Linked DNA regions of Homo sapiens: region 1 is linked to region 2. Evidence: chromatin loops called from intact Hi-C (ENCODE). Cell type or tissue: Calu3. All regions are shown on one strand. Links, peaks and the distances in the headings refer to the core of each region. The heading gives the core; the rest is flanking DNA. Region 1 overlaps LOC101927960 (a long non-coding RNA gene). Region 2 holds the start of PTH2R (parathyroid hormone 2 receptor).

Region 1 (16,493 bases), core at 3,933-11,932, 170 kb after region 2:
TTAAAAATTTTTTGGAAGGTTTTTAAAGGGATCTTATGAGTGATTTGAAGAGTTCTCTTGGAATTTCTGCATATCACAAAATAAAAATGGACAGATTTTAATGGTTCTCTCATTCATTAACCATAAAACATGTTACATGCTTGCTGATCTTTTATAAACCTAATGGATGGAATAAAGGGAGGTAACAAAAATTAATATTACAAAATTATAAAGTAAAAAGAAAGTTAATTAAAAAGTTAATAGAAAAGTCATGACATAAAAGAAAATAAAAAGGAGGGATGAAATTGGGATTGAGATTGAAGGGAGACCCCAAATTTGACTTTCCAATGCTAGAAGCCAATGGAAAGAGTGATGCTAATGTGTATACACAGAAAAATTTCTCTCTTGGATGCTTATAAAGGGATACTATGTGATTCATTCATTCCAAAAATATATTTAAGTGACTACTATATGTCAAGCACTGTTTTGCATGTTAGGGATATGACAGTGAACAAAAGCAAGGAGTTTCTGCTCTCATGAAGTTTATATTCTATCACAAAGCAGCAGATTAAAAAAGTTTGTGTGTGTCAAATGGTGATAAGCCTATGAAGAAAAAAGAAAGGGACTGGACGCGGTGGCTCACGCCTGTAATCCCAGCACTTTGGGAGGCGAGGGTGGGTGGATCACTTGAGGTCAGGAGTTCAAGACCAGCCTGGCCAACATGGTGAAACCCTGTCTCTACTAAAAATACAAAAATTAGCCAAACTTAGTGACGCGTGCTGGTAATTCCAGCTACTAGGGAGGCTGAGGCGGGAGAATTGCTTGAACCCAGGAGGCGGAGGTTGCAGTGAGCCGCGATTGCACCACTGCACTGCAGCCTGGGCAACAGAACAATACTCTGTCATAAATAAATAAATAAATAAATAAATAAATAAATAAATAAATAAAAAAAAAAGAAAGGCAGAGAAATGGGAGAGAGGAGGATGGGTAGATAAGAAACTGGTAGTTAGCAAAGGTTTCTCTGATGATATAACAGGTTTTCAACCCATGCTGAAAAACACGAGGGATTAAGTTATGTGGTTTTTAAGGCAAAAATCTTTCCAGTCCAAGGAAAAAGCAAGTACAAAGGCCTTGAGGTAAGAGCATGCCTGGTGTGTACTTTGAACAGTAATAAGACCAGTGAGGATGTAGAGAAGGAGAGTGAAAGACTTTGTTCTGAATTACATAAAAAGCCATTTGGAAGGGTTAGATAAGGAAATGATATGATCTAACTTATAATCTAAAAGGATCACCTTGGCTGCTGTGTTGAGATTATACTTAAGGGAGTAAGTGCAAACAGGCAGATCAGTTATGGTTCTAGAAAAATAATCGGACAAGAGGACATGTTGGCTTAGATCAAAGAGGTAGCAGGCAAGGTGGTTGGATTCTGAATATTCTTTGTATATAGAGCCAAGAAATTGGGTGTGGCATAGATGAGAAAGAGAAGTGTCGGGGATGACCTAAAGATTTTGGCTTGAGCCTCTGGAAGACAGAGATGCCATTGATGGGGAGATGGGGGAAAATTGGGAAGGAAGAAACTTCTTAAAGGTTTGAGATAGTAAGTTTGAAATGCCGATTAGACGTCTAAGTGGACATTTGATGGAGACAGATGATTACCTAAGTTTGAAGGTCAGGAGGGAGATCAAAGCTAGAGATATATACTTGGAAATCATCAATAAGTACATTCTCTTTAAAGTATGGGGCCAAAGGAAATTAGTGCATGTGGATAGTTAAGGGAAGAGGCCCTATGACTGAGATCCTGTGGCAACTTAAAATTTGGAGGAAGTGGGCAACCATAGAGCAAGTTGAAAACTAAGAACTAAGACACTTGGGCCCCCTCAAAGTTATTTGAAAATTGTTGATATGAGGCAGATAGATTAACAGGAGAAAAGGCATACAAATTTATTTGTATGCACAGGAGACTTCAGAATGAAGACCCACTTCTGTGGGGAGGTGAAGAAGCTCATATAGAATCTCAAGGTTCTGGAAAGAATGGGGAATTAGAGCATGGCCCAAACAGGTTTCAATGGCAAGACATTTCATGGGAGGGAGAAAGGAAGAGGCTTGGCTAGCATAGGTGGCCTTGTTATATAGATGAAGCCTCATAGGTAGTAGTCCTCAGAGAGAATAGATGGTAAATGCTTCTTTCCAGATTCTCAGTTAATCTTTTCTAGATCCAGAAATGGCCTAGAAGAGGAAGGCCTGGCTGCCCTAAGAGGGATTCACTATAGATGCAAATTTCCCCCACCTGAGTCTGCTGGCCCTGTGGCAGCCATTTCAATATATGTCACAGAAATATATGTTGGGGTAAAATGTTTTGATTTCCTTCAGAATTGACCATTGTATTGGTCAAGTGGAGGTTATAGTCACTGGTGACATTGACAAGAACACTTGCATTGGAAGTACGTGGATACAATTTTGATTGGGGTGAGTTTAAGAGAACAGATGGAGAGGAAATAGAAACAGCAAGTAGAAAAAATTGTTTTAAAGATTTTTGCTTTACATAGAGCAGAAAAATGAAGGAGTATTTGGTGGGGGAATGGGTGGACAAAGAAAGGTTTTCCTTTTCAAAATAAGAGATTTTATACCATTTGTACTGAAAGCAATCATGCAGTGGAAATGAAAAAATAATGGAAGAAATGAAAGAACACATTAAAACAATTTCAGGAAGTAAATGCTGCCTCCTCACTCCTCCTTTGAGTAAATATAGCAGAAAATTTTATGAAGATGTTCTTGTCACATCACTCGGTTTATGTTGGTAGTAAAGCACCAAAACTCGTTTTTATGAAAGTGGATAGATGTAATTGTGCAGCTAGCCACAAAACTTTGCACAGGTCTGGTTAACTCAGGAATAGATTTTCATGTAGCTGGATGAATACATGCACAGGTGCAAATTCTCCAGGCAATCCCCCCTACATTTTAAATTCTTTCCTAATTGAGCCTTTGATAATCTATAAGGGATACGGAGTTGAAAGTTGTCCTCCAGGTTCTTCTAGTATACTTACAGGAATCACCCCTTTAGTGCTGCAGACAGCTGAAATCACTGTCAGCACTAAGAGAGTTCCTGAAGCCACCCACCTGGCATTTATTCCCCCAATTTATGAGGGGTCTTTCTTCCATTATAACCAAAAGGAAGGCAGGAATATGTATAAGAAGGTTGCTGAATTTGGTTTGGGAAGATGATGTAGTTGTTGTCTGGTAAGTACTATTTTTTTCAGTGAAATTAGAAGCAAGGCATCAGTAAGAGTAAGACAAAAAGGAAGGGTGAGATAGAAACTTTCAAATTATCATCTCAGAAAGAAACTCAGCTCATTTGGATTATATACTAGGCTTGCTAAATCAGTGCTACGTGTCTGTTTGAGGTTTGTGGTCATGCACTAAAAGACGAGAAAATCTTTTTCTCCAGCCATGTTCAGTTGCTTGGGTACAGCTATGGTGAACCACACAGCTACTGAGATTTCACCAGGGTGGATTTTTAAAGTCCAAATATGATAGAGAAGAGAGAGAAAGTTAGGAGTGAATGTGAAGAAGAGAGTATAGCAACAAACCGTAAAATCTCAGCTGGGTAAGGAAGAATGCATAAACAAAAACAAAAGAGTGGCTTTAGTGCTAGGGCTTTGCGTAAAAATGGAGTTAAAAATTGCAGAAATAGTGGTCACTAGAGAAAATAATATTAAAAATTTGAAGAATTTCAAAATTTCAGAATAGGACTTTAAAGAACTTCTTTGCAGCAACAAAGCAGGGGCATGCTCATCACCTGCAGATCATAACCACCACACCTGACTTTCCCATATGTGCCATTATAACCTTGATATTCTCTGAGAACTGGCTTGTGTTCGGAAAAGAAGTATAGGAAATCTAGTGATTCTCATCAGGAGAGGGGAGGTGGAATGTGGGGTTATAAATTCTTGAAGTGCAAAACAGCTCTTTTAAAAAAGTGCTAATAAATTACATTTAAAAGAAGTCAAGGGCCTGCCTGGCGTGGTGGCTCATGCCTGTAATCCCAGCACTTTGGGAGGCCGAGGCGGGCAGATCACCTGAGGTCAGGAGTTTGAGACCAGCCTGACCAACATGGAGAAACCCCATCTCTACTAAAAATACAAAATTAGCTGGGCGTGGTGGCGCATGCCTATAATCCCAGCTACTCAGAAGGCTGAGGCAGGAGAATTGCTTGAACCTGGGAGGCGGAGGTTGAGGTGAGCCGAGATCATGCCATTGCAATCCAGCGTAAGCAAAGAGAGCGAGACTCCACCTCAAAAAAAAAAAAAAAAAAAAAGAGAAAAGTCAGGGTGTTTGTCCTGTGAAACATTTGTTGAGCCTCTAACTTTCCTTCAATAACTTTGTAAGAGTAGTGCTGTCAAGACAGAGGGGCTGATGTCTCATTCACGGGATGCCCACATCAAGATTTGAGAGGAAGTGTAGTTATTTGTGAAGATGAGGTCTAGGTATGACCGCAAATGGATGATTAAGCTTAAAAACAATAGGTAGAGGCTTGAGATTCTGTACAACCTCCATGGGGATGCTCAAGGCATAAGAATAACAACAGGAGGATGGTAAAAAAGAAGCCATTGAGACAAGGGCAAAAACCAAAATAGACAAAATCAGTAGTTGACAAAAAGAGGGGTAGGGAATAGCATAGTCTGGTGCATGTGCTTGAATTGAGCTGGATGTTTGAGGAAGAAGGAAAGAAAAATGATCCAGAAGCATCACTGAGCCTTCAGAAAGATTTCCCATTCCAGCTCACAGGAGCTGAGGTGTGAGAGGAAAGCAGGCTTCCTTTGTGAGAGCTGCAGGGTATATATTATTATTAAGGACATGGCAGGTTTCAGGCAAAGCAAGGAAGACAAACGTTGGGAGAAACGGATCTAATTAAGATACTTTGCTGGTGAAAGACTTGAGTTCCAGAGGGCAGAAGAAGCATAGAGGGCTGGATAAAAGGCTTTGGTTTTCCCTGTTGGAGTCAGCTGGAGAAGGAAAGTTTCAACTTATCTGTTCTTCTCACTTCTGCGGGTACTGTGGAGAGCAGGCATGTGATGTAGGATGAAACCAACTTTCCCCACCACTTTGTCCATGCATCAAGCCTACACAAGCTCTTCTCAGCATTCCTGGCCTTTTGGTCTTCTTTTCTGGGTTTTCCCATGCTTGTCTCTAGGATTCACCAAGTCCAGAGGGGAGAACTTCTTGCATCTACTGTCTGTCGAGCTCCACCTGAACCGGAGGCTCCACCCATATCTGGCTGCTGTTAGTAGCAATTTCTGCTTAGCTCAGGAGGGACAGATACTGTGGGGTGATGAATGGGGGCGGCGGGGAGGTTGGACATATTCAAGCTTCCTCCCCCGCATATTTATTTTCTCCTCCTAACTTCACCTCTTTTCTAGGAACTCTATTTCATTCCACAAATGGCCAAATAGTTTACTATTCTCAGAAACTTAACAGTTTACCTTTCAAAGCAACTTGAAGTTTAAATAAATAAATAATTGTCATGTAACCTTGAACAAAGAGGCTGGAGACAGGAATCAGGATAAATGATGTCCCCTGGAATGCTGAAATAGAAACCCAAAGAGTAGAGGATCAGAATATATAAATTGGCAAACCATAGAAGAAACACCCATAGCCAATTAATGTAAGAACATATGTGCCTCGTGAATAATAAAAGTATGTAATTTAAAATTTTGTTTCACAGATTGATAACAATGCTGACAACTGTATGGAGAAGACAGCTCATAGTCTCATATGCTGTTGGTGGTAGTGGGTAGGGTTTTCAGATTTTAGGATGGCAGTCTGGAATTATCCATAAAGTTTGTGGCAGAGGCTGCTCTGAGACCACTGCTAACTCATATTGTTACTGAGAAGTTTGGTAATCCTGGGTTCTTAGTCGTTTTGAGAGAAAGATTTCAGCCAAGAGACAGTTCAGAGATAGCAGAGGGCTTTGTTGAAGAGAAATAGGAAGCAAAGAGTTTATTGTGGAAAAAAAATGAGTGTACTGCAGAAGAGGAGCGGCTGACACTGCAGGGAAAGAGCCTCCCAGCCGTAGCGGTGTTCATTTAAAGGGACAGTACACTCTGAAAGACGAGGTAGAGCGGGCTGCTGAAAGAGAATGCCAGCAGACCCACGAGTTCTGTGTTGAGGATTTCATTATAATGGACTCTTTCTTGAAGTTCCCACCTCTGTCTTAAGTCTCCTACTTTTCTCTTTGTCTAGTTCTTCTGCTTCTGCCTTGCATCCCTGCTTTTCCCTACCTGGTTCCCGCTCCAGGGTAGTGGGATTCTCCCTTACTGTCAGTTGATGTGCCGGCCTGGTGTTAGGTGTGAATTCTACTTAACGTCTGTGTTGTGCATTCCCACCACCCCAGGAAGGTTGTATAGTGGTCACATCCATACTCACTGCGCCTGGCCTGTGTATCACTTAGGAATTTCTCCTTTGCCTTCTTTCCCTCCTTAGCAGCACGCAGCTAGCTACCTTCTGACACGTTAACTGCAGAGTGAGCAATACTGGGTATCTTCAGGGGCGCTCCTTCTTGCATAGGTATTTCCCTTCCTCTCTGCTCCTATCTTCCGCGCATGTTTTGGGTGGTCTCTGGGGTGTGAGATTTTCCAGATCTCCCTTTTTCTCAGAGGCTCCCCCTCCTGTTCATGTATAGTTAACTGCGTACTCTAACAATGTGAGAACTTTATGTGGACAAGAAAAATGGTCCTTCTTCAAGATATTTTATGGCCTTTACCAGAAATTTATGATACTCATGGTATGAACAGTGCCCCTAGAATTGTATACTGCACAACCACAGGCAGTAAGCTTGAGCTGCTGGTTGGTCACTCCCAATACTCTCAACTCTAATCTTGTAACTGCCTCTCATATCTCTTCCAGCTTCTCTATAGGTAGAATTAGACACAAGACCCAGTTCTGCCCAAAGAGAGATAAGAGAGTGTCTGCTGGGGACTTCTTTACTGGTAAAAAGCATATGTCACAACAAAAAGAGCTCATTTTGTCACTCTCATCTCCTACTTGCTTCCAGATTGGGAGGCTGCTGTGTATGGATAAGATACCTGCTACAGCCAGCTTGACACCATGAGAAGGACAAGAGAATTGCAGAGACACATATCCAGGATTCTGATCCAGTTGAGGCACTGAAATAATCTAGAACCACCTTCAAATTTCTTATAAAGAGAGGTAAGTAATTAATATTGTTTTGTGTGTAACATGTTTAGTTGTGACTGAAAGTATCCCAACTGATCTTGGTATCCCAACACCAATAATTTATTATATGGGAATCTTTGCAAACAATATAGGTGCAAAGATGTTCACTGTAGCATTATTTGTAATAACAAGAAAATATAAAGAAGCAAAATAGTCAACAATAGGGAACTGGTTAACTATTCTACTTAGTCATTCACCAGAATTAGACAATTCTATATACTAACATGGAAGATATTTAGGACACATTGCTATTTTTATTTTTTTTAAATAAGGAAGCAGCCCAGGCACAGTTGGCCTGTAATGCCAGCAGTTTGGGAGGCCAAGTCAGGCAGATTGCTAAGCCCAGGAGTTTGAGGACAGCCTGGGCGATATGGTGGAACCCAGTCTCTACAAAAAATACAAAAATTATCCAGGCTTGGTGGTGTGCACCTGTAGTCCTAGCTACTTAGGAGGTGGAGGTGGGAGGATCCTTTGAACCCCGGGAGGTTGCAGTGAGCCTAGATTGTGCCACTGCACTCCAGCCTGGGCAACAGAGTGAGATTATGTCTGAAAAAAAAAAGTGAATAAAAATAAAGAAGTTAAACAATTTTAAACATTGTACTTCACCTTCATTTTGTAAAAATTGGGCTCATGCATATTTAAATTATGATAAATGAAGAGAGTAGGGAGGGAGAATTTGCTCCTGGGCAGCAAAAGCAGCACCTAGCCTAGGACCTGGGCATTTTCCAGGCAAAACTACATTTGCCCAGTGAATACCAGAAAAGCAAAACTATTAGCAACTATAATGCTGATCTTTGGAAAATGCACGACAGTCACATATTTCCTGTGTATACACATATACATGCACATATATAGTGAAGATGGCAAAAAACAATAGCACACTTATAAAAATTATATTTTTCAGAGATGATAGTCTGCTAATTTCAATAAAGTGTAAATATAAGTGTGTCTTATGGTATAATAAATTTTAAAATAACATCAACATTTATGTCAACTTCTAAACTTTAAAAATTAACTTTTGGAAGGGAGGCAGAGCAGAGCAAGATAGCCAAATAGAAACCTCCACCAATCATTCTCCTTGTAGAAACACCAAATTAAACAACTATCCTTATAGAAAAGCACCATCATAAGAATAAAAAATCAGGTGAGTGATCACAGTACCTGGTTTTAATTTCATATCCCTGAAAGAGGCACTGAGAGGAGAGGAAAGACAGTTTTGAATTGCCTATACCACCCCCTCCCCAATTCCCTGAGAGCAACCAGCTGGTATGAAGAGAGAATCTGTGTGCTTGGGGGAGGTAGAGTGAAGTGATTGTGGGACTTGGTGTTGGAACTCAGTGTTGCCCTGTCACAGTGGAAAGCAACACCAGGCTGAACTCAGCCATTGCCCACAGAGGGAGCATTTAAACTAAACCTAGCCAGAGGGAAATTGCCCATCCCAGTGGTTGGAAGCTGAGTTCTGGCAAGTCTCACCACTGCAGTCCAAAGTGCTCTAGGATTCTAAATAAACTTGAAAGGTAGCCTGAGCCACAAGGACTGCAATTCCTGGGCAAGAACTTGTGCTCTGCTGAGCTTGGAGCCAGTAGTCTTGGGGGGGCATGTGACCTAGTAACATATCAACCAGAGTAGTCAAGGAAGTGTTTTGTGTCACCCACTTCTAAAAGCAGCAAGAGAAAAGAAACAACATAAAATGGAGCTCTAATACATCTGGCAGTAGACTTCTCAGTGGAAACTTCACAGTCCAGGAAAGAGTGCATGACGTATTTAAAGTGCTGAAGGAAAATACTTTTATGCTGCAGTAGCATATACGGCAAAATTTTATTTCAAACACGAAGGAGAAATAGACTTTCTCAGACAAACAAAAGCTGATGGATTTCATCGACACCTGTCCTGCAAGAAATGCTGAAGAGAATTCTTCAATTAGAAAGAAAAGGACATTTACGAGCAATAAGAAATCATCTGAAAGTACAAAACTCACTGGTAATAGTAAGTACACAGAAAAACACAGAATATTATAACACTGTAATTGTGCTGTGTAAACCACTCATATCTTAAGTAGAAAGGCTAAAAGATAAACCAATAAAAAATAATATCTACAACAACTTTTCAAGACGTAGTACAAAAATAGAAACAACAAAAAGTTAAAAAGTGACAGGACGAATTTAAAGTGTAGAGTTTTTATTAGTTTTTCCTCTGCTTTCTTGTTTATGCAATCTGTATTAAGTTGTTATCAGTTTAAAATAATGGCTTATAAGATATTATATGCAAGCCTCATGGTAACCTCAAATAAAAAAATAACAAATATACAATAAATAAAAAGCAAGAAATGAAAACATACCACCAGACAAAATCACCTTCATTAAAATGAAGATAGGAAGGAAGGAAAGAAGAAAGAGAAGATTACAAAACAACCAGAAAACAAATAATAAAATGGCTGGAGTAAGTTCTTACTTATCAATAATAACATTGAATGTAAGTGGACTAAACTCTCCAATTAAAAGACAGACTGGCAAAATGCATAAGAAAACAAGACCTAATGTCTGTTTGTTGCCTGCAAGAAACACAGTTCACCTATAAAGACACACATAGACTGAAAGTAAAGAGATGGAAAAAGATATCCCATGCAAATGGGAATGAAAAAAAAACAGGAGTAGCTATATTTTTATCAGACAAAATAGATTTCAGGACAAAAACTATGAAAAGAGACAAACAAGGTCATTATATAGTGATAAAGGGGTCAATTCTGCAAGAGGATATAACAATTGTAAATATATATGTGCTTAACACTGGAGCACCCAGATGTATAAAACATATTAGAGTTAAAGGGATAGATAGAGCCCAAACAATAAGAGCTGGAGACTTCAATACCCCGTTTCCATCATTAGACAGAGCATTCAGATGGAAAACCAACAGAGAAACAACAGACTTAATCTGCACTATAGACCAAATGGACCCAATAGATATTTACAGAACACTTCATCCAACAGCTGCAGAATACGTATTCTTTCCCTTAGCACATGGATGATTCTCAAGGATAGACCATGTGTTAGATCACAAAAGAAGTCTTAAAACATTCAAAAAATTGAAATAATATAAAGCATCTGGAATAAAACTAGAAATCAATAACGGGCAAAATCTACAAACACATGGAAATTAAAGAATATACTCCTAAGTGACTCATGGGTCAATGAAGAAATTGAAGAGGAAATTAAAAATTTTCTTCAAAGAAATGAAATGAAAACACAACATACCCAAACCTACAGGATACAGCAAAAGCACCACTAAGAGGGAAGTTTATAGCTATTAGTGCCTACATCAAAAAAAGAGAAAAACTTCAAATAAACAACCTAATGATGCATCTTAAAGAATTAGAATAGCAAGAGCAAACCAAACCCAAAATTAGCAGAAGAAAAGAAATAACAAAGATCACAGTAGAAATAAATGGAACTGAAATGATAAAAACAATACAAAAGATCAACAAAATAAAAAGTTGTTTTTTTAAAAAAAGATAAACAAAATAGAGAAACTTTCTCTAGACTAAGAAAAAAAGAGAGAAGACCCAAGTAAATAAAATCAGAGATGAAAAATGAGACAATACAACTGATACTGCAGAAACTCAAAGATCATTAGTGGCTACTATGAGCAACTATATGCCAATAAATTGGAAAATCTAGAAGAAATGGACAAATTCCTAGACTTACACAATCTACCAAGATTGAAACATGAAGAAATCCAAAACCTGAAAAAAACAATGACAAGCATGACACCAAAGCTGTAATAAAATGTGCCCCAGTAAAGTAAAGCTCAGGACCTGATGGCTTCACTACTGAATTCTACCAAACATTCAAAGAAGAACTAATACCAATTCTACTCAAACTATTCTGAAAAATATAGGAGGAGGGAATACTTTCAAACTCATTCTATGAGGCCAGTATTACCCTGATACCAAAACCAGATGATGACACATCCAAAAAAGAAAACTGCAGGCCAATATATCTGATGAATATTGATGCAAAAATCCTCAATAAAATATTAGCAAACTGAATTCAATAATACATTAAAAAGATAATTTATTATTACCAAGTGGGATTTATCCCAGGGATGCAAAGATGGTTCAGTATATGCAAATCAATCAATGTGATACATTATATTAATAGAAAGAAGGACAAAAACCATATGATCACAGAAACCATATGATTGGTTTCATCAATTGATGCTGAAAAAGCATTTGATAAAATTCAACATCCTTTCATGGTGAAAACCTCAAAACACTGGACACAGAAGGAACCATACTGCAACATAATACAAGCTATATATGACAGACCCACAGCTAGTATCATACTGAATGGGGAAAAATTAAAAAAATTTCTTCTAAGATCTGGAACATGACAAGGATACCCAATTTCACCACTGTTATTCAACACAGTACTGGAAGTCCTAGCTAGAGCAATCTGACAAGAGAAAGAAATAAAGGGAATCCAGATACAAAAGGAAGAAGTCAAATTATCCTTGTTTGCAGATGATATGATCTTATATTTGGAAAAACCTAAACACTCTACAAAAAATTATTAGAACTGATAAACGAATTCAGTAAATTTGAAGATAACAAACTCAACATACAAAAATCAGTAGCATTTCTATATGCCAACAGTGAACAAAATGAAAAAGAAATAAAAATTAATTGCATTTACAATGCCACAAATAAAATTAAATACCTAGGAATTAACCAAAGAAGTGACAGATGTTTACAATTAAAACTATAAAACACTAATGAAAGAGATTGAAGAGAACACCACAAAATGGAAAGATATTCTATGTTCATGGATTGGAAGGATATTGTTAAAATGTTCATACTACCCAAAGCGGTCTACAGATTCAATGCAATCCCTATCAAAATACCGATAGCATTCTTTGCATAAATAGAAAAAAAATCCTAAAACTTATATAGAACCACAAAAGACCCAGAATAGCCAAAGCTATCATAAGCAAAAAGAACAAAACTGGAGGAATTACGTTACCTGACTTCAAATTATACTACAGAGCTATAGTAATCAAAACAGCATGGTACTGGAATAAAAACAGACACATAGATCAGTGGAACAGAATAGAGACCCCAGAGGTAAATCCACACACCTACAGTGAACTCATTTTTGACAAAGTTGTCAAAAACATACAGTGGGGAAAAGACAGTCTGTTTAGTAAATGGTGCTGGGAAAACTTCCTTCCTTCCTTTCTTCCTTCTTTTCTTTCCCACTTTTTTACCTGCCATCTTTGCAGCTGTACTGGGAATAAATTAATAAGAAGATTAAGGTCTGCTGCTTGCCATTCCATAGACACAATCTAATGAAGTGTTTAGTATAAGCACAGTGATCATCACCTTATATTCTGCACAATGAGAAAGTAAATCATCTTTGATCAGAATTATGCCCTGGCTTCAGTGTTGCATTTAAGGAAATGCATCGTTACTCACATCTCTTGAAGAACATTAAAGGTTTGCATTGCTCTAATGACCAGTGATGTTGAGCTTTTTAAAAATATGATTATTGGCTGCATGTATATCATCTTTTGAAAAGTGTTCCTGTCCTTTGCCCACTTTTTTATGTTTTTTTTTTTCTTGTAAATTTGTTTAAGTTCCTTATAGATGCTGGATATTAGACCTTTGTTGGATGCATAGTTTACAAAATTTTTCTCCCATTCTGTAGGTTGTCAGTTTACTCTGTGGATAGTTTCTTTGCTGTGTACAGAAACTCTTAACTTTAATTAGATACCATTTGTTAATTTTTGCTTTTGTTGCAATTGCTTTTGGTGTCTTTCTCATGAAATCTTTGCCTGTGCCAATGTCTTAAATGGTATTGCCTAGGTTGTCTTCCAGGATTTTTATAGTTTTGGGTTTTACATTTAAGTCTTTAATCCATCTTGACTTTATTTTTGTATGTGGTCTAAGGAAGGGTTCCAGTTTTAATCCCCTTCCTCCACCATGTCTAACACCAGTCAAAATGGCTATTACTAAAAAGTCCAGGCCAGGCGCGGTAGCTCACACCTGTAATCCCAGCACTTCAGGAGGCCGAGGTGGGTAGATTGCTTGAGCTCAGGAGTTCGAAACCAGCTTGGCCAACTTGATGAAACCCCATATCTATTAAAAATACGAAAATTAGCCAGGCATGGTTGTGCATGCCTGTAGTCCCAGATACTTGGGAGGCTGTAACAGGAGAATCACTTGAACCCAGGAGGCGGAGGTTGCAGTGAGCTGAGATTGCACCACTGCACTGCAGCATGAGTGACAGAGCGAGACTCTGTCTAAAAAAAAAAAAAAAAAAAAGGTGAGGTTGTGGAGAAAAAGGAATGCTGATATACTATTTGTGGGAGTGTAAATTAGTTCAACCATTGTGGCAGTATGGTGATTCCTCAAAGACCTAAAGACAGAACTATCATTTGACCCAGCAATCCCATTACTGGGTATATACCCAAAAGAATATAAGTCATTCTATTATAAAGACACATGCACACATATGTTCTTTGCAGCACTGTTCACAATAGCAAAGACGTGGAATCAACCTGAATGCCCATCAATGATAGACTGAATAAAGAAAATGTGGTACATATATACCATGGAATACTATACAGCCATAAAAAGAATGAGATCGTCCAGGCTTGGTGGCTCACACCTGTGATCCCAGCACTTTGGGAGGCTGAGGCAGGCAGATCACCTGATGTCAGGAGTTTGAGACCAGCCTGGCCAACATGGTGAAACCCAGTCTCTACTAAAAACACAAAATTAGCTGGGTGTGGTGGCGGGCACCTGTAATCCCAGCTACTTGGGAGGTGAGGCAGGAAAATCACTTGAACCCAGGAGGCGGAGGTTGCAGTGAGCTGAGATCGCGCCACTGCATTCCACCCTGGGCAAAAAGAAGTGAAACCCCATCTCAGAAAAAAAAAAAAAGAAAAAATGAGATAATACTCTTTGGAGGGACATGGATTGAACTGGAGGCCATTATCCTTAGCAAAGTAACACAGGAAAAAAAACAAATACTGCCTGTCCTCACTTATAAGTGGGAGCTAAATATTGAGAACACATAGACACATAGAGGAGAACAACACACAATGGGGCCTTTTGGAGGGTAGAGGATGGGAGGAGGAAGAGGATCAGGAAAAATAACGAATGGGTGCTAGACTTAATACCTGGGATGAAATAATCTGTGCAACAAACCCCTCATGGTGCAAGTTGACTTTTGTAACAAACCTGCACATGTTCCGGGGCACATGTACCCCTGAATTTAAAGTAAAAGTTAAAACAAAACAAAAAGAATATTAAAGGTGTCCCATCTTCAGCAGTCCCTCCTGAAATCCCTTTTCCTCATCATAGCCTCTCACCTCCTGAGGCTGCTGTGAAAGATGCCTCTCTTTCAGAATACTTTCTGTTAATTCTCTTCCCCCATGCTTGGGAGCTCAGCCATGACATTTAGCCTTTTTCCTCCCTCTCTCGGCTCTCTGCACTCCACAGTTCTATCTCTTTCTTCCTCTTTCCCATATTCTGCATTACAAATGTCAGAACCAGGGAAGAACTGTAGGATTCTCTTTGCACAGTCAGGGATGTGAGAAACTGCACAAAGATAAAATTCTCACAATTATTGCCTTTTGCACAGATAATTGCCAGCGTCTTCATCAAGTAGAATGCAGAATCTCAGCCTAGATTAAGCATAAATCAGTGTCAGAAATGAAATCAGAGCTCCAGAGGGTGGCTCTCTGACAGAAGAATTTGAGGAGCCCTTTTTCCTGGCAGTTTACAAAGAGATGCTGGACCTGAGGTATTATTAGTCTGGTGAGAAGAGCTCTTGACAGCTCATAATAATATTAATCAGCAAACAGCACTCCCCAAACAGGTCTTTGGTCTTAGGGAAAAGAACATTGAAGTGTTTATGAGTCTTGCTTATTAGGTTTTGAGGTTTTTGTTGGTTCCTCTCTTGGCAGTAACCTGAATGCTTGTAAAATCCCATGTGTAGCAGAGAACTCTGGGCATTTAGACAACTGTCCGCAGGTGCATCATGATTCACACTTTAACTGAATACCACTTGCTAGGTAAATGCTGTAATAGAAAGTTAAAAAGAATAAATTAGCTGTAAATTCTTGGTATTTTCAGATTCCTGGGATACCCCCTACAGTTGCATAATCATAGGGTGTTTTGTATTTATTTCAAACTACTAATCATTTACACACATGATTCCAGATTGTAAATAACAGATTTGATTGTGCCATTATCTCTTCCATTTCTCTCTAAATTCTTGTTTTAGCAATCAAACTCCTTTCAAAATAAAAATTAGTAGGAACCCCAGAGTATAAAACAGGTAAGAGCAAATGAATATGATTCCATAGTTTAATTAATCCTATTTGGGTGAAAATAATCACTGTTTAAATAACCTTAAAAGAGAAGAAACACACTTTGAAACCCTGTTTGCTTTGTAAGTATGTATGTCCGTAATATTTTTATGACCTGAACTTATTTTCTACATTTCTTTTTGCACAGTCCTTAAATTTATACAACAGATGATAAGAAAGGCACAAGAAAATTTTCAGTTTTAGTCATAGCAGATATGTAGTTAAAAACCTGAGGTCCCAGTCCCACGTCTGCCACATACTTGTTGTCTGACTTTGGAGGTTCATTTAACAACTCTGGGCAAGGCTGCGCTCATGCAAAGCACCCTGGAGCGTGCACTTGCCCAGCTTTCTGGCGGGAGAGGCCCTGGCCACAGTGTGTGATGGGAGCTTTTGGAGCCAGACAGATCTGCTGCATCAATACTTGATTGCTACATTTACTGGTTGTGATACATAACCGATAGCTTTCGGTGTATCAAAACCCATTGTGAAAAAGAACATTTTCCCCTGGTTATTCTGTTTACAGACCAGCTTAGTTCTGCTGTTTTCAAAATATTTTATTTTTGAAAATTGGTTCACTGAATCCTTGCTGCAGATGTTTGCCTAATTTGTGATCATATTGCATAAACCATTTAAAAAACTACTTTATAACTCAGATTCTTGTTTTATTTCCCAAAGAAGCTTAGGACAGGAATATTTTGAGGCAGAATTTAAAAACCACATATGTTGACCTATGTGCTTTTAAAAAAATAGCCATACTTTTTTCCTGGATTTTAAAAGACTGATATATTTTACATAAATAAGCCCCACTTACTAATTACATTTATCCCCCCAAAAAGGAGCAAATTCACCTTAATCATGCCAGTAGCCCTATGCTCACATACTCTCCAGCAAAAGAGAAGGGATTTCTA
Region 2 (16,493 bases), core at 4,104-12,103:
AATTAGACTCTCTTGAATTCTAGCTCTTAACCAGTCCCAAACTTGACTCAGAATTCAAAGGACCAGGCAAACACCAGGCACAAATAAAACAGTCTTTTCTTGGAGAAGTCTGAGACCATTTGGCACAGATTTCCAAAATAACCCTATTCTCATGCAGTAGGATAAGTTTTAGATTTAATAGACAAGCTTCTTTATAAGCAATATGTGCAGAGACATCGTTCAAACAAAGGGAATAATTCCAGTTATGCAATGTCTCTTCTTCATACCTTATTGTTTACATAATCATCTCTTAGTTTCCCCTATCACCCAGAAACCTGTGAATTCTAAGTTTATTTATACACACAATCAAGATGTGTGCTCCTAAAAACATTTTATACTCTCCATTATCTTTCCATTCCTAGTAAATACTTAGTGAGTTTACTGGAAAATTTGGTTATTCACATGTGTTCAGGGAAGGGTTAACTCAGTAGGTCTGGGTTGCTCAAACCCTGCACATTCCCAAGAAAGGCCAGTCCTCAGGACTGGCCCTTGGCTGGTTTCTGGGAGATGAGCTCTAAGTCCTCGGCATAATCTGCTGGATAAGAGTGGTTTGTATATCTGCAGCCTTGGGCTATGCTGTACCAGTTTGACCAGGTAGTTTATGCTAACAATGTCATCTGTGAATGCCTATTTTTGCTTGTGGCAGGGTTATGGTGGGGCTGGGTTCCAAGTAGGTGATTAAAAACCCTAGACACCAGGACTCAGATAAGCTTCCCTAGTTGGCAACACTTTGCACAAGGTGTCATACATCATTGCTGGGAGAATTAAGTGCATCTGTGTGACTCCACTGGGAGAAGACCCCTGGAAGCTTGTTCCTGGTTCTGCCTGAACATCATCTTATGTGACTTTTCCCTATGTTGAATTTAATCTGTATCCTTTCACTCTGAGGAATCATAACCATGAGACAACATCTTCTGAGTCCTATGAGTCCTTCTAGCAAATCATTAAGCATGATGGTGGTGGTTTTGAGGACTCCCAACATAGCATGTTTACCAAGAGATTTATTTGAGGTTTTTCTTTCCTTTCTGATAGAGAAAAGTTCATACCTGCTGTTCACCTTTTCCTTCCCAGCATGTAGTGTGGAGCTATGAACCTCTATGCTGATGTCCTTTCAGCCCTTTTTACTGATACTCACCCTGTCTCTGGGGCCTTACCCCTTCATTAATAACCCTATGGAAAGTAAAACTGTATTTCAATAGGTCTCCAGTTATAGCACCTGGAAAATTAAACTCTTCTTAAAACCCAAGTTAGTTCTTTCAGCGATTTGACCTATTTTGTTTTTCAGAAAACACTTCTGTTTATACCTTACTAAAATATTATATTGTAGTGGTTATATGTCCAGAGGCTAGTAGAGTACTTGTTTATTGAAAACAAAATAAAATATGAATTCTAAATAGTAATGTCTAAATTCTTCAAAATGTAAGTGGTAGAATTGACTTTGATAGACCTTTTCTCCTGTAATATATTGTTATAATATCCTGAGACATACTCAGCATAAATATCTTCCCAGTCATTAAGTTAGTCACCAGCACCTCTCTTTGGGGACTGCCTAAAATGAAAGGATATGTCCTTCGGTGGAGTATTCTTATATTTCCAGGGGTAGCAAGAGCTATTTGAATTTCTCATTAGAATGTCTTTTTCAGATGTCTAGTTTAACCTGGTATCCTAGTAAAAATAGCAACATCCGGATCACTAAGGGATGGTTCAGAGTAGATTATATTAGTGGTTATTTTGGTATTAGGTTTGTGGTACTATCTATAACCTTTTATAAAGATCTCATTGATTTATTTTAATGTGGGTAAAATCATTTTAGACATGGATGAATCAGACAATAACTTAATTTTATCTAAATATTTTGCAAGTTAGGTCAGCAAGAGTTCACTATATAATTGCTAAAATAGTCTCTTTAATTTCCAAAGCATATGTATATTTTATTGGAAATGTGATTTATGTGCATTATATTCAACTAATAAACATTATATTTGATGTCTCAGTAAGTATTTAACCAGATGTATATGTATCTCTTGAACTTTTATTGCACAAACATAAAAGCTCTGTTTGTGGAGAGAATAAAAGCAAATTTCATAGTAGACCTCAATATACATTTCACAAGTACTGACCTCATAGTTCTAGAATAGAAACCAACTGGGTATGATACATGAGAGTTAGTAGACATAGCTTATGATCATTATGTGAATACATTGGTTGTATTCCAGATATCAGAAGGAGGTATACAATAGGATTATGCCATGCTCAGAAATATTGGATGTCTGTGTATGAATCCTATGAAGAAATCATTCATATTCCCATAAACATTGAGTTTCTTCGCAGTCTCTTCTTCCATCTGTATGGGAACTATTCCCAAATCTGTTTTCAGCACTTACCTGAGCCCCACTCTCCAATTTCACATTCTTTTCAAAAGTCTCCAAATTCTCCCCTACCTGCCACCTGTATGTTCCAATGTTACCTGAAATGGAACATGAGGAGAGTTAGGATTAGCATCTGTCCCCTGTAAAAACAGTGGCCTTTCCTTCTGCCTTCCCACTACTATCAACACTAGTCTTGTTCTTTTGTCCTCCAAGACTTGCAAAAAGGTTTTTTTTTTTTGCCCCGTCATTCCTTTTACCTTCCAAACCGCTCAGTGATCAGGTCCTGTTAATATTTTCTTTATGGTATCTCTCCTTCTTATTCCTTCCTGTGTATTTTTTTTAAACTTAATCCTTTTCCTCCTCAGGGTTTGCAGCCACCCTTCTTCCTCTGCAGCACACCTGCTGTTTTAGAATCCCTCCTGTTCTGCCCGTCTCCTGCTTTGCACATGTTCTTCTCTGCTTCGAATGCCCTCTTCAGCATCCTCCATTGGGTCACACACAGCCCTTCTTCACGCTCAGTTCTGATGACTCCTCTGGAAATCCTCTCTCACCACACAGGGCTTAGAGGACTTCTGCTGTCTTCAAGGCTCTGGGAGTGCACTGGGAACAGGACAGGATCATTATCCTTGAAGCTCTGGTGCCTAAGAGACGCTAGCCACAGTGTGTTGTTGTTATTAGAGGTTGTCCCCTTACACAGCTCCCTGGTTCCTCTCCACTGCACCTGTTCTACAAGAGCCAACAGAACACTTTTTCCTACAAAAACATTTTTGTATCACAGCCATTTGGTGGCACATGACTGGCTACCATACCATTCATTGCAATGCCATGTCTTAGCCAGGCTTTGAGGGACCCCAGTTCCTGCTACTCCTCACTTTCCTATTTTTACCAACAAGGCAGTTTTCTTCCTGTTTTTGCACATTATATAAGTCACCCAGTTTCTTGGTGTGCTTTTGCCATTCAAAACACTTAAAAATGCCCTTTCCCTTTGTCATAGCTTCTGAGAAGCTTTGCAGATTTTCTCACTATCCTGGAAGACTTCTTCAAGTAACCTTAGCCTCAAAGTAATCAGTCCCTCCCTCTGCAGCCTGTAGCTATTTTTATATTATGTTATTTTGTCCATGTTGATATTTTGCTTTGTCATATAAATTCTTTAGGAGAAAACCAGTATGTTCCATTTTTTGTTGTTTTTATCAATATTTACTTTTTACAGTGGTCTTTCTTGTCTAGAAAGTACCTAGTATAAATTGCTAACAAAATGTCATAGCTCCCTACATCTTAAAAAGTCCTCAATCAAATTTTATTTTTCAAGGTTTCTTGTACTTATTTTAAGTGATAAAGAAACAACTAGATTGACATTTTCAATGTTCCTTCCTAATCCATCTCCAAATTAAAGGGTTGTTACTTATCTAGGTGAAATTTCTCTTTCTTGTGGTATTTGGTACATTCTTGGGAGCATATGCCTTCGTGTGCTGAAAGACTCAACATAAATTGCTCATAGATATGTCATACTGCCTGTAATGTTGAGTGATCCTTTGGTTTAACAAGGATTAAAAATGTAATTCTATTGGGAACTTATCTCTGTGGGGAAATGAGAAAATGAATGAGAAGGTGCTTAGTACATCTGTGAAGTTCTATGGAAATGCTAAAGCGCATTCTATAGGGGCACGGTAGAATAGTAGAAAAAGTGATAAATGTGGAAACAGAAGACCTAAGCTGAAGTCTTCACTGGCTGCCGTGTGTCCTTCTGCACATCATTTAGCTTCTTTCTGAGTTATAGTTTCCTCATCTAAATAGGTACTACCCCTAAAATGGATATTTTAGTTTATGTATCTCTAAGGCTTGTTTGGGGAATCAGGATATTTTGCTGGATGCAAATATTTTGCAGAATGTAGATTTATGAAAGAAATTGGTTAAAATATGTTAAAAATATGAGCTATTGTTATAGCCAGCAAATTATAGCCATTTAATCCATGATATTGGCTAGTTCAGTCAGACGTTTTCCATGGAGGCAGTAAGATTTTCATGATTAGAATTTTTTTATTGAGGAAATATGCTATACATATGTAGGGATGATTTAAGTATTGGGAAGAAGTTAAATGATTTTTTCACATACTAAAATCCTATGGGATTTCTAGAGAAGACTTGCAGCTCTCCTAAATTCTTGACAGAAGAGTGTGTCAACTCTGAGAAAGCCATTTAATTTTAGAAAGACAAAATGGAGGTACAAAAAGCAGAAGGGGCTATTTGTCCAGTTAGCATTTGGACAGGATTAAATCCTGGTGCTAACTGATCTAACAATTAATGAAATCACATTGCTCTCACATCAGATGCTAGCAGCTAGATTTCACACTGCAAGCACGGGAGTTCAATGACAGGATGGTGTTCAGTTATTATTGGTGTGTAGCAAGCTACCCCCAATCTTAATGACTTAAAGTAAGTACAACCACTTACATAGCTCAGAAATCTGTAATTTGGACAGGCTCTTCTCTGCTTAAGTTGGTATCAACTGAGGCAGCTGAGCTTGGGTTAGAGGATTCAGTTCCAACATGGCTCATTCATAGGGCTGATGAGTTGCCACTGGTTGTTGCCTGGAACAGTGGTTAGGATTGAGACCTGAGATCTTCAGTTGCCTGCACTGGGCTTCTCTATGGGCGTCTCAGACTTCCTCACAGCATGGTGGCTAAATTCCAAGACTGAAAGGAAGTCCTAGAGCCTAGAAGTAGAAGCTGCCAGTTTCTTAAGGCCAGAGTTTATTTCCACTATATTCTATAGGTCAAGCAGTCATAGAGCCCATAATCATGGGAAGGAGACATAGGCCCTCACCTCTCAATGAAAAGTGTGTGTCCAAGAGTTTTGGGGGCATATTTTAAAACCTCTACAGTCAGAGAGTGTAAGGGGAGAACAGAGAGAAGAAGAACATTAAGTCTTAGGAGGACAAGCTTGAGTTGGGGCTGTTAGTTGGCTACTGAGAAGAAAGTTCTCATCTAATTATTTGAGAAACAAAGACAGAACATTGGTAATTTAACAAGTAGGGCAGTGTAGATTTAAGAGAGAGGAAATGGCATGGTACCAAGCACATAAGTCCAACTTCTTAATTTTCTTCAGGCTTTATCTTGACTGAGGTGGGCCTTGAATTTAACAATTTTCTTTAATCCTCAGTAGGGAAACTTTAAGATTGGCGATTGCTTCCTTTTCATTATTTTCCCTTAAGCTACAAATTAATTACTGAGTATTTCCATAATAGGCTTTGCATATTAATAATTATAAATGGAATGTAATAGTGTATATGAAAGTATTTTGCAAATACCAAGCTTACTGTCATTTGTATAACTGTACAGCTGATAAAAGTTTCCTCGACATTGTCATTATCTCATTTAATTGTTACACGGGCCTTATGAGGCAACTTGTTATTAGTAATAACAACCTTTCCTAATTAAACAGAGAGAAAGACACTTGCACACGAGCCACTGCACATCAGTTTGGAGTCAAGACAAAAACCCTCGCCTTGGGGAGTACCTTTTCTCTTCAGATGTACCCCGAGAAGTACCCGTGTTTGAATGGCCAGACTTCCCTGTTGTTATCTGCCTACTTCCTGAGTTCCAGTGAGAAAGCCCTCAGGACTGAGCTTCAGAGGGCTAAGTTCTTTCCAAATTTAACAGTCAGGCACTCAGAGAAAAGACTGCCAACCATTTGATGGAGGTGTTTCACATCTGAGTTTGATGAATGGTATTCCACCCTGGATAAACTGGAGAGATGCTCTATTTAATTGATTGCAAACCCTACTTTGATTTCTAAGCCTCTTCTATCAGAGCAGCCTTACATGGAGCTAAAGTTGTGATTTCAGAGGCATTAGCAAACTTTTGTCCTCCACCTCCCTTCAAAATATCTTTCCCATTAAAAAGATGGATTCTTTAATAAGTGATGTTGCATTAACTGGTTAGGTACTTGGAGAAATTGTTACATTACCTAAAAAATTGATACTTTAAAACATTAAATTATTTATTTAATGTTTGAAACAGTAAAATTATGAAACGGTAGAAAAGAACTAGAAAAAAGATCTGATGAAAAGATTTTCTAATTTTTAGTATGCAATTCCTTTCTCGCATAAAAGCTAAGGAAGAAATTATAAAAGAAAAGACTGCTAGATTTAGATACATAAATTTAAAAAACCCTCCGCACTGATCAAGATATTATAAATTAGGCCAAAAACAAAGTTGAAAAACATTTTGGTATTTATGTCAGAAAAATATTTTATATTGTAAACATAGACAGTGCTTTTCTACATAAATAGGGAATACTCAAACTTACCACAGCCCTTTGCCCATTCACAGACTATGATCACAATAATAATAATAATATTCATCATCACCAAACAATGCTAACGATACTAGCTAATACTTATTGAGCATTTCCTTGGACTTTATGTTTGTTTACTCACTTAACTTTTCCAACAAAATTTTGAGGGACAGCAGTGGGCTGAATGTTTATGTTCCCCCAAAATACATATGTTGAAGTTCTAGTCCTTAAGGTGATGGCTTATTAGGCATGGACTTTGAGAGGTGATTTGGTCATGAGGGCTCTGAGATCAGTGCCCTTATAAAAGAGACCTCAGAAAAATCCCTCATCCCTTCTGCCATGTGAGGTTGCAATGAGAAGACAGCAGTGGTCAATGAGGAAGCGGGCTTTTATCAGACACTGAATCTGCCAGCACTTTGATCTTGGACTTCCCAGCCTCCAGACTGTGAGAAATAAATCTCTGATGTTTATAAGCCACCCAGTTTATGGTATTTTGTTATAGCATCCAGAGCTGATTAAAGGAGGTTCTCGCATTTCTCCCATCTTACAATTGAGGAGATTAAGACAAAGAGAGGCCAGTATGTAATTTGCTCAGGGTTATGCAGCTAGCACATGGCAGAGCCAGAATTCAAAGGCTTTCTTCCTTCAAGAGGCAAGAACAAGAGATTTTAAAAGGTTGTAATACAATTGGCCAATGAATGTCTAAAATAGTCAAACTTAAAAATAAACTAAAAAAAAAGAATATTAGTTGTCTTTTTTTAATGCCAGGATTCAAAGCACAATACCACACAAAGAACTTTTGACCCACAAGAAATATATACATTATTTCTACTTAACACACACCGAGTATTATTATAATGGTTAGGAGAAAATGAATCAGAGCATTTTAGAGAGCTTTAGGACTGTCCAGCGAACAGCCCAGACGCAGGGCCTACCTGGCCTCGGGAGCCTTTAGCCATCTTATCGCTGTCCTCGGGGCCGATGGTCAGCGCACGCAGGACAGGAAGAAACTTCTGGATCACTCCTGGAAGACCCAGGGCGCCCCTAGAGACAGGGCCCTGGAACCCGGGACAGAGTGGAGGGAAGCAGAAACATTGCGAATCGGGGGTGGCGGCAGCAGCGACATGAGATCCTTTGCCCTCCGCCCCCTGGGCTGCGGGACCCAGTGACTTCGAGGAGGAGCGCGAGCGCAGCCGCGCGGGGCGCACCCGGATCCGCCTGGGGCGGGAGCCGCCCCCTTCCCGCCGCAGGCGGCGCGGGGCTGCGAGTCAAGTCCAGGACTCGGGCCAGTCTCTCCGGAAGACAAGACCAACCTCGCGCCGCGGCGCAGCAGCACGCGGGTTCTGAGAAGCGCGTGGCTCCGGCGACAAGACCCCAAGCACCCTCGGCCGGTGGCCCGGGCCCGACCACCCCAGCTGCGCGTCGTTACTGGCCACAAGTTTGCTCTGGGCCAGCCAAGTTGGCAACTTGGAAGCTTCTCCCGGGCTCTGGAGGAGGGTCCCTGCTTCTTCCTACAGCCGTTCCGGGCATGGCCGGGCTGGGGGCGTCGCTCCACGTCTGGGGTTGGCTAATGCTCGGCAGCTGCCTCCTGGCCAGAGCCCAGGTAAGAGCCAGTGCTCCGCGACACCTGTTTTCGCGGAGCCTCCGGCGGGGACTCAGCTTTAGCGACACGGAGGCCAGGTGCGCGCGAGAGCTCATTCATGTTCACACGTCCACAAACGCCCCGGCACGCACCGAGGCGTACCCGGCAGGTGCTGGCAGGCAATTAGTGGAGGGAGCTTCAAAGATCTGCTTTAGTGGAGTGATGTCCTGGGGCCGGCACTGTTTAGACCAGCATCCTGGCATCCGCAAAGTAAGGGGATATTTCCGAACAGCGGAGTCGTGGATCAAGAGTGTGAGGCTGGGAAGGTGAAGGAACTTTTCTTACTCTTAAACTCCGTGGTCCCCATTTAATTAATCGAAATGACTTTTGTCTGCTGGTAATTTACCATCGCTTTTGAGAATTTAAATTTACAGGATCGATTGTGACCACTATCTGAAAGAATAATTGGCTGTCTGTGATACAGAATCACATACATTCAAGTTAGGAGACAGAATAAAAATACCAAAATACAGCTCATTTGTTAATGTTAAGCGGTGGCTGTCACTTTTGTACTGCTAATATCATTTAGAGATTTTCTGGGCGATCTTTCACAATGAAGCCTCTTTAATGTGCAAGGCACAATTCATACGCACTTTTTTTTTTGAGTCAAATCAAATGTAGGGTTTACAGTCAGCTTTTCAGATGAGCTAGAGAGATGCGTGTAGTGGTGGATGTTATGCAGTTCAAGAGCCCTGTGAATTTAAACCGAATCAAGGTATTTCTCTCCGGTTCGGTAGGGGGTGCACCTAGACCGTCAAATGAAGGCCCAATAAAAAATTATTTCACCGTGAGAATTCAAAGCAGTGATTTATGTGTTGATACTGTCTAAACTTAATACTATGTTCTCGGCTTTCAGATGACTAGTTTAAATTTCAATTATTCTAAAAGTGCAGTTTAAAAAACCTATCTGTTAAAGTCATAACCAGAGACATTAAAACTTAAAGGGGATTTCTAGGCTAGGTGCCACGCTAAAAGTGGGCTTTACTTAACATGACCAAGATGTTTCATGTAGATTTATTTTGTTAATAAATAAATTTTGTTAATAAACTAAACAATTTGTGTGTCATACATTGACTAATAATATTAGCAATGGATAGCTGAAAGTAAGATACACTTAAACCTGAAAAAATTCATCAAGTTACCAGAAGGAATATGAATGCATGGAAAAAAATTTGGTGATAAATTTCCATGATCGTTATAGAACTCTGGTAATCTCTACTATACTTCCTACATTTTTATCTCATAAGATATTTGGATAATATGCTTAAAAATGGCATCTTATATACAAGAGGCAACTGAACTCTAACCGTTTATTTTATTTAGTGTTCTAGATTACTTTTTGTAAGGAAATGGGGAGGTATTATTTAGTACAATAAGAAAAAAAAAAGGCTTGGTGTGGTGGCTCACGCCTGTAATCCCAGAACTTTGGGAGACGGGAGGATCTCTTGAGCCCAGGAGTTCGGGGCTGCTCTGAGCTATGATCATGCCACTGCACTCCAGCCTGGCAACAAAGTGAGACCCTGTCTTGAAGGAAGGAAAGAAAGAAAAGAAAGAGAAGAAAGGAAAGAGAGAGAGAGAGAGAAAGAGAGAGAGAGAGAGAGAGAGAGAAATAAATAATAAATAAATCACCATGGGATTGTGGGCAGAATATTTTCTTTTGCTTTCAATAAAACAATCAGGACATTGAATACTTCTATAACTTTAAACCAGGATTTCCCAACCTTGGCATTGTTGACATTTTGGGACATATATAATAATTCTTTGTTTTGTTGGGGGTGGGTGTGTTGTCCTGTATATTGCAGAGTATTTAGCGCCACCCTGTCTCCTCTATCCACTAGATGCCAGTAGCCCCCCTCCCCCTAACTGAGACAACCAAAAATGTCTCTAGATGTTGCTGTACATAGTTTGGAAGGCAAAATCACTCCTGGTTGAAAATCATTGCTTTACACGGATTTCCATTTATATCTATAGATTATGAATTGCATAAAATGACAGTTTGTGGTATTATATTACATTTGCCGAATTTTTGACATTTTAAAGTCTGGAGGTTAAATTCAAGTGATTTACATTGACAAACTGATACATTTTATGACCTTCAGTTTCTTCATCTTCAAAAGAGTCATATTGGGCTAAGATTCTTTTAATTCTATAAGTCTTGGTTTATTACTTTTAGGTTACAGTCATTCTCTACTCTGAAATTCCATTAGTTAACCTGGAGTATAATAGAGACTAAATACATTCTGGGTATTATTTACTTCAAATATCAATTGCTGATATTATTAGCTTAAGTATGAGAGACAAGGTATTTATGAAAAATGAGGCTGGCTTTATTAATTTTTTTAGCATACCCAGTTAATGATGAATATATTGCTAGCTAACACAGATATTTCAAAAAAATTATAACATATTGATAGAAAACCAAAGGGAACTCACCCAGGCAGAATGAGCTTGTGTAGAGTAAATATTTAGTATTCAGTAAACACTGGATCACACCATAAAATAGATGATATAGACCAGTGCTCATCAATTGTTTTAAGGGTCTCTGTGGTTTCTGGTTGGTAAAGATATACTTTTGTCTCAAAGCACAGTTCAAAACCCGTGCATTCATACATCATTACAGAGCCCAGCAATGCATTTTCTATAGTCAGATTATCACATGGTAATGAGGACCACTATATAAACATGTTCAGTATTTTCTTTACTGTGTTAGTGGATCCTCCTGGTAACAGACTGTAGGATGGAATTGGGGTGCTAGAGGTTTATTAGGGGAGGAGGTAATGCTTGTGAAAGTTGAAAGGGAGAGGGAGAAGGATTGGACAGGGGTAACCTCAGACCGGCAAGCAAATCTGACAAAATTTTTTCCAACTCAAAGGAGAACCTTGGGGGAAAGGTGCCCATCAGAGGAGTCCCATGCTGCGAAAAAATGGCCAGGTCTTAGAATTCCTACTGTTGACCTTCCAGCATGAAGATTCAGAGCCTACTAGAAAATCAGAAATCTCTTTCTAGGTGTGGAAAAATGGTAATCAGTAATGCTACTTGCCAAGTACCAAATACTGTGCTAAGTACTTGATTCTCTCATTTAATTATCACAGTAACTTTATGAGATGGGCACTGTAATTGTTCACATTTTTATAAATGAGAAAATGGGGCTATGAGATGTTAGATAATATACTCAACTCACACAAGCAGCCATGATTTATACTCTGACTTTTACCTCTGGGGCCCACCCCTCCTACTGGTACCCTCATTGTGGAGATCAGCTGGGCACTGCTTAGTGACATTATGTATACACATGTCCTCTGTCCCAGCAATCTCCGCCCCGAGTCTCTATCCCAGGGAATTTCTCACCCAGGTCTATAATGATTCTTGCAGTAATTCTGTGGTGTTAGAGAATTAGGGGCAATCTGGGTGTTTATAATGGGGTATTGTGTAGCAATAAAAAGCAATGGCTTAAATGTGCACAAATCAGCATGGACAAGATCGTAAAAACAGGATAACATGTGACAGAAACAATAGGATATATGGTATGATATCATTTACATACATTAAAATACATGCACATAAAACAGTAATATATGTTTTATGAACATATTCAGATAAAAGATTGTGTGTGTGTGTGTGTGTCTTACATAAATGCTTGTATATGGGAGGTAGAGAAGTAGGAGTGGGGTATAGACATAAAATGGGATAAATCAATAAATCAAGTAGGCCTGCACTCTGCATCTCAACGCATGTGTTAATTACAAATTGTGGTGATAATAAACAGAACTGTCAAAACTATTACTGATGGAGTTAAGAATGAGGACAGCCGGGCACAATGGCTCATGCCTGTAATCCCAGCACTTTGGGAGGCCAAGGCGGGCAGATCACTTGAGGTCAGGAGTTCGAGACCAGCCTGGCCGACATGGTGAAACACCGTCTCTACTAAAAATACAAAAATTAGCTGGGCATGGTGGCACACGTCTGTAGTTCCAGCTACTTGGGAGGCTCAGGTGGGAGGATCGCTTGAACCCTGGAGGCAGAGGTTGCAGTGAGCTGAGATCATACCAAGTCCTAGAATATAGGCAGCTTCTCCAAAGTGGAAACTAGGGACTGTCTTTGGCAGAATGAAATGGAAACTCAACATTTGATTATCTCTATACTGTGTTTATTGCCACAAACACTATTGTAGTTAAAGATAAGAGAGTTGGTTTGTTCTCATTCTTTTCTCTTGACAACGAGGACTATTTCCATTTGTCTTCTAGTTATAAGGAAGCCTTAAATCCCTGAGGAATGGGCTTCCTGGTGGCTGCATTAATTGTGAGTAGTCTCTTCAGCCCTGGTAGACCAGAGGCAGTGAGATGGAAGGGTCCCAGGTGTGGCTCTTCCTTGCCAATGCACAGAGAGTAGGTTTCATATTCCCAGAACTTCCTCAATTCTTTGTGACAAAATAAAATATTTTCAGCAGGCATTCATGCATCTCACTTATTTTCCTGTCTTGAACTTCAATTGGTTTTGTCATCTACTGGAACCCATCTTGTCCTTTCTTTCCCCTCTGTTTTGTTTTTTTCTTTTCTCTGGGTTATTCATTAAATTTTTAAACAGCCGTGTGACTTTAGTCGTTAATTTCATCTCTTGGTTGTCTCCACTGGCTCCACTGTAAAATAGGACTTACTCATAGAATAAGCATTATAGTGACATCTACTCATAGAATGTGAGTCTTGAATTAAACATATACAAACAAAAAGCTTAAAGGTGCCTGATAACAAAAGATGTCAGCTCTTTCCTCTTCTTTTATTAGCAGATGAGTTAAGTTATTTTTAATGGAATGATTACTAGATTAAGATTATTTCTAAGCATTAGTGAGAACTCCTGAAGGCTTTTAAATGGGGTGTGTATGTATGTGAGAATTTTGCGAGGCCATTTTCTCTTCCTTTTATTTCTTACGGCTTCTTCTTCAGAACCCACATTTTTTCTGATAGCAATTGGACATTTTCTTCATAACACTGATAGCTGTTATAATATTACATTTATTAATATAAGTACTTGATCAATATCTAACTTCCTCATTGCTTTTGCTCAAAATTTGTTTCCTTCTTGCTGATGGATATTACCACTTTACTTTTCCCAGTTGTTATTGTCTCCCAGGATCGCACAGCTGTGCTGCATGACAGATGTGTTGCCTAGAGGGAGTGACACTAGTTAGAAATGAATAGAACATTGGCCACTGCTGCTATTATGTGTAGATCTATAATTTGGCCTTCAGCCTGATTTTCTGTAATCTCAGATTCTCATTGCCAATTGCTGGCAGGAAACAGTCTTCTTGATGACTTGTCATGTCCAAAAACAGGTCAACACTATTTCTAGAGTGATAATCATTGGCTGATTTCATTTCCCCATGAAATGAACTCCATCACTGAGTAGAGCTGCCATAGAATAGCCTTGAAAGGCAGAGGTAGTGCTGTGTGAGGACACTGTACTGGGAGATAGGACACCTGGCTGTAGTCCACGTTTTACTATAAATTAGCTGGGTGGCCACAGATAAGTGGCAAAATTATGGGTCTCATTTTATCATGTCAAGAGTATAAGGTTTAGAGTTCCAGCATACCAGAGATTCATATTTTTTCAGGTTATCAACAGAGCTAGCTTTAAAGAGTGTTTTTACTATATACATATAACAGGGATCAAAAGCAGAAACTACCCACATTTCTATTTAGTCTTTGTCTATGTGCCTATTCAATTAATATATACTTTCAATTATGTCATAAATGAAATTTTATATATATTTTCACTTGACATTATACAATCCACTTTTTTCCATTTTCCTATGACTATTTTCCTGTCTTATGTACTCATTCTCTTTCTCTCTCACTACTGTCCCATCTCCTCTCAATCCCACTCAGATAATACTGTGTATCTTCCACCTCTTTCTCCATAATTTATTTGCTCATATAAAATATAAACACAGATGTAGTTATTTCATCTTTATTTGTTTAAAAAGTGACCACACACACACACACACACACACACACACAGAATGTTTATAAACAATGTAGAAGACTGGCAATTTGAACTCATTAAATTATATTACAAATGACAGAGAGCCACCACTTGAATCTTGAGAAAGTGATCCTCCTTTCATCTTGGAGTGTTATTATCATGGTATGTGCTCCCCATGTGATGCCACTCTAGCAATTTCAGACACAGCTACATAGAAGTCATGATTACAGAAACTCCAAGAGCCAACCTTACCAGAGACAGCATTTGACACTATCAAGTGTCACTGATGTACAGAAAGAAAAATTGGGCTTTAAGGAATGAAAGTGTAAAAATGATTCAGTGCTCAGGAACTATAAAGTGAGTTACTTCAAAATGGAATTTGAGCTCTGTTATGATTTCAATAGTGCAAGAACTACACTTAATTATTCCTGCATTAACCATTATTTTTATATTTTTGAACATTTTTAACATATGGAATGTAAAATATTGACTAAATGGAACATGTATTATTTTTACATTCTTGAAGTTTTCTATGTGTTGCTGAAAACCATTTATTTATTTGTATTACCTAATTAGCCACCTTGAATAATGTTACAACTAAAAGTGTAAGGGTTGAAGAAGGAAGAAAGAAACACAAAAAGTGGCTCAACAGTCAAAGACAGAATAAACCTGAGACGGGCTTCTGGCCAGTTTTGGTCAGGAGCATGCTCTCTTGCAGACTAAGAGTATTTAAGGGTTCAGGGTGGGAGAGCTTATCACAGGCTTGGACTGCTTCTGTGCCTCTTTGTCTTGCTTATCTGGGAGGGAGAGTTTTTGTGTTTGTTCCCGTACATCTTCCTGTAGCTGCAGGCATATCCCCCACGTCTGCTTTTAGCTTCCCTATCTTAGTGCACCTAATGGGAAAGGAATATGCTTACTAGGGCCCACTGTTTTACTGGGGCTCATTGTATGAGTGTGAAGTTTGGTGGTTACTCAAGAGACTTTCCCCCTCCTTCTGTGCCCAAGCTGTCTTATCTTTGTTTTACTGTCTGCTCTTTCTGGTTGCTTGTTTAGAAGAGAAGTGATTTCCTTGAAATGCTTGAGGTTAGAAAGGGAGCTAGAACTTAAAATGGTGGTGTTTGTCCAAGATGACAGTGCTCCTGCTCTGTCAAAAGCAACTAAAAGTGGAGTTTAATATAATAAAAGTTTAATATAAAAATATAATTTAATAAAAGTGGAGCCCATTTAATATATCTGGTGACAATAGTAGTTAATGATATTTTTGTATTCAGTCTTGTGCATGTGTAGATATAATATATCCTGCATGGTTACATTCCTCATAGTATTCCCCCAAGTTCAATAAAAGCAATAACCATTGTACTATTTCTTTTTCTGTTTATCTTTTGAGTCCTTTGTCAGCTAATGAGGATAGTGAATTTTTTTTCAGTTTTTTTTTTCTATTAGAATATCTATTAGAATAAGTAATTTTGGGTTGATACATCCTCAGTTCTCAAACTTTATTCCAAAATTTTTATCCACTAGAACAAAAATGGACAAACTATGGTCTGCTAACCAAATTCATTCCATCATCTGTTTTTCTATGCCTCATAAGCTAAGAATGATTTTCACATTTTTAAGTCATTGAATAAAAATCAGAAGAAGGATCGAGGTTAACATTAAGAGTGAAGTCATGTTGATAGCTTGCACTCTTGATAGGTGAGTGGCACTTTACCTCTGTGGTCTTCCCTTTCAAAACATATTGGCCCAGTTCCATAATGAGAAAACCATAAAAAAAAACCCAGCTGTGGAACAAAATGTCTGACTAGTGTTTCTCAAAACTATTAAGATAAATAAAAATGAGGAAAGCCTGAGAAACTATCACAACCTAGAAGAACCTAAGGAGACATGACAACTAAACATGATATGGTGTCTTGATGAGACCCCAGAACAGACAAAGGACGTTAGGTAAAAACTAAGAAAATCTGAATAAAGTATCAGCTTAGTGAATAACAATAGATCAATATTGATTCATTAATTATGACAAATATACCTACTAATCTAAGATTTTAATAAGGGGAAACTGAGTGTTTATGGGAACTCTGTACTATCTTATATAAATAAATTTTTTTTCTGTAAATCTAAAACTATTCTAAGATTTAAAACATTTAAAAGGGGATTTTATTGTATTT

What was found. A loop is a pair of places that touch in the nucleus more often than their neighbours do. Peaks named below come from ENCODE experiments on the same cell type or tissue, not always from the same donor. Only the 100,000 strongest peaks of a DNase experiment are listed, where the experiment ranks them.
Region 1: it touches region 2 in a loop (3.0-fold over the local background); 1 of 110 quality-filtered maps calls a loop at or near these places.

The regions. Positions count from the first base shown.
Region 1 is chr2:208,564,983-208,581,475 of GRCh38, forward strand. LOC101927960 (a long non-coding RNA gene) reads left to right here. Exons shown (of 6, transcript NR_136588.1): 2 at 7,031-7,185. Among named protein-coding and RNA genes, the nearest start is that of PTH2R, 170 kb to the left of the region's middle. In Calu3, for the core only: no CTCF peak of the experiment used is centred there; no DNase peak of the experiment used is centred there.
Region 2 is chr2:208,398,812-208,415,304 of GRCh38, forward strand. PTH2R (parathyroid hormone 2 receptor) reads left to right here and starts at 7,981. Exons shown (of 13, transcript NM_005048.4): 1 at 7,981-8,307. The coding sequence starts at 8,233. LOC105373855 (a long non-coding RNA gene) reads right to left here and starts at 7,835. Exons shown (of 3, transcript XR_001739862.1): 1 at 7,640-7,835; 2 at 2,666-3,008; 3 at 2,001-2,506. In Calu3, for the core only: a CTCF peak has its summit at 9,081; DNase peaks (open chromatin) are centred at 7,930 and 9,080.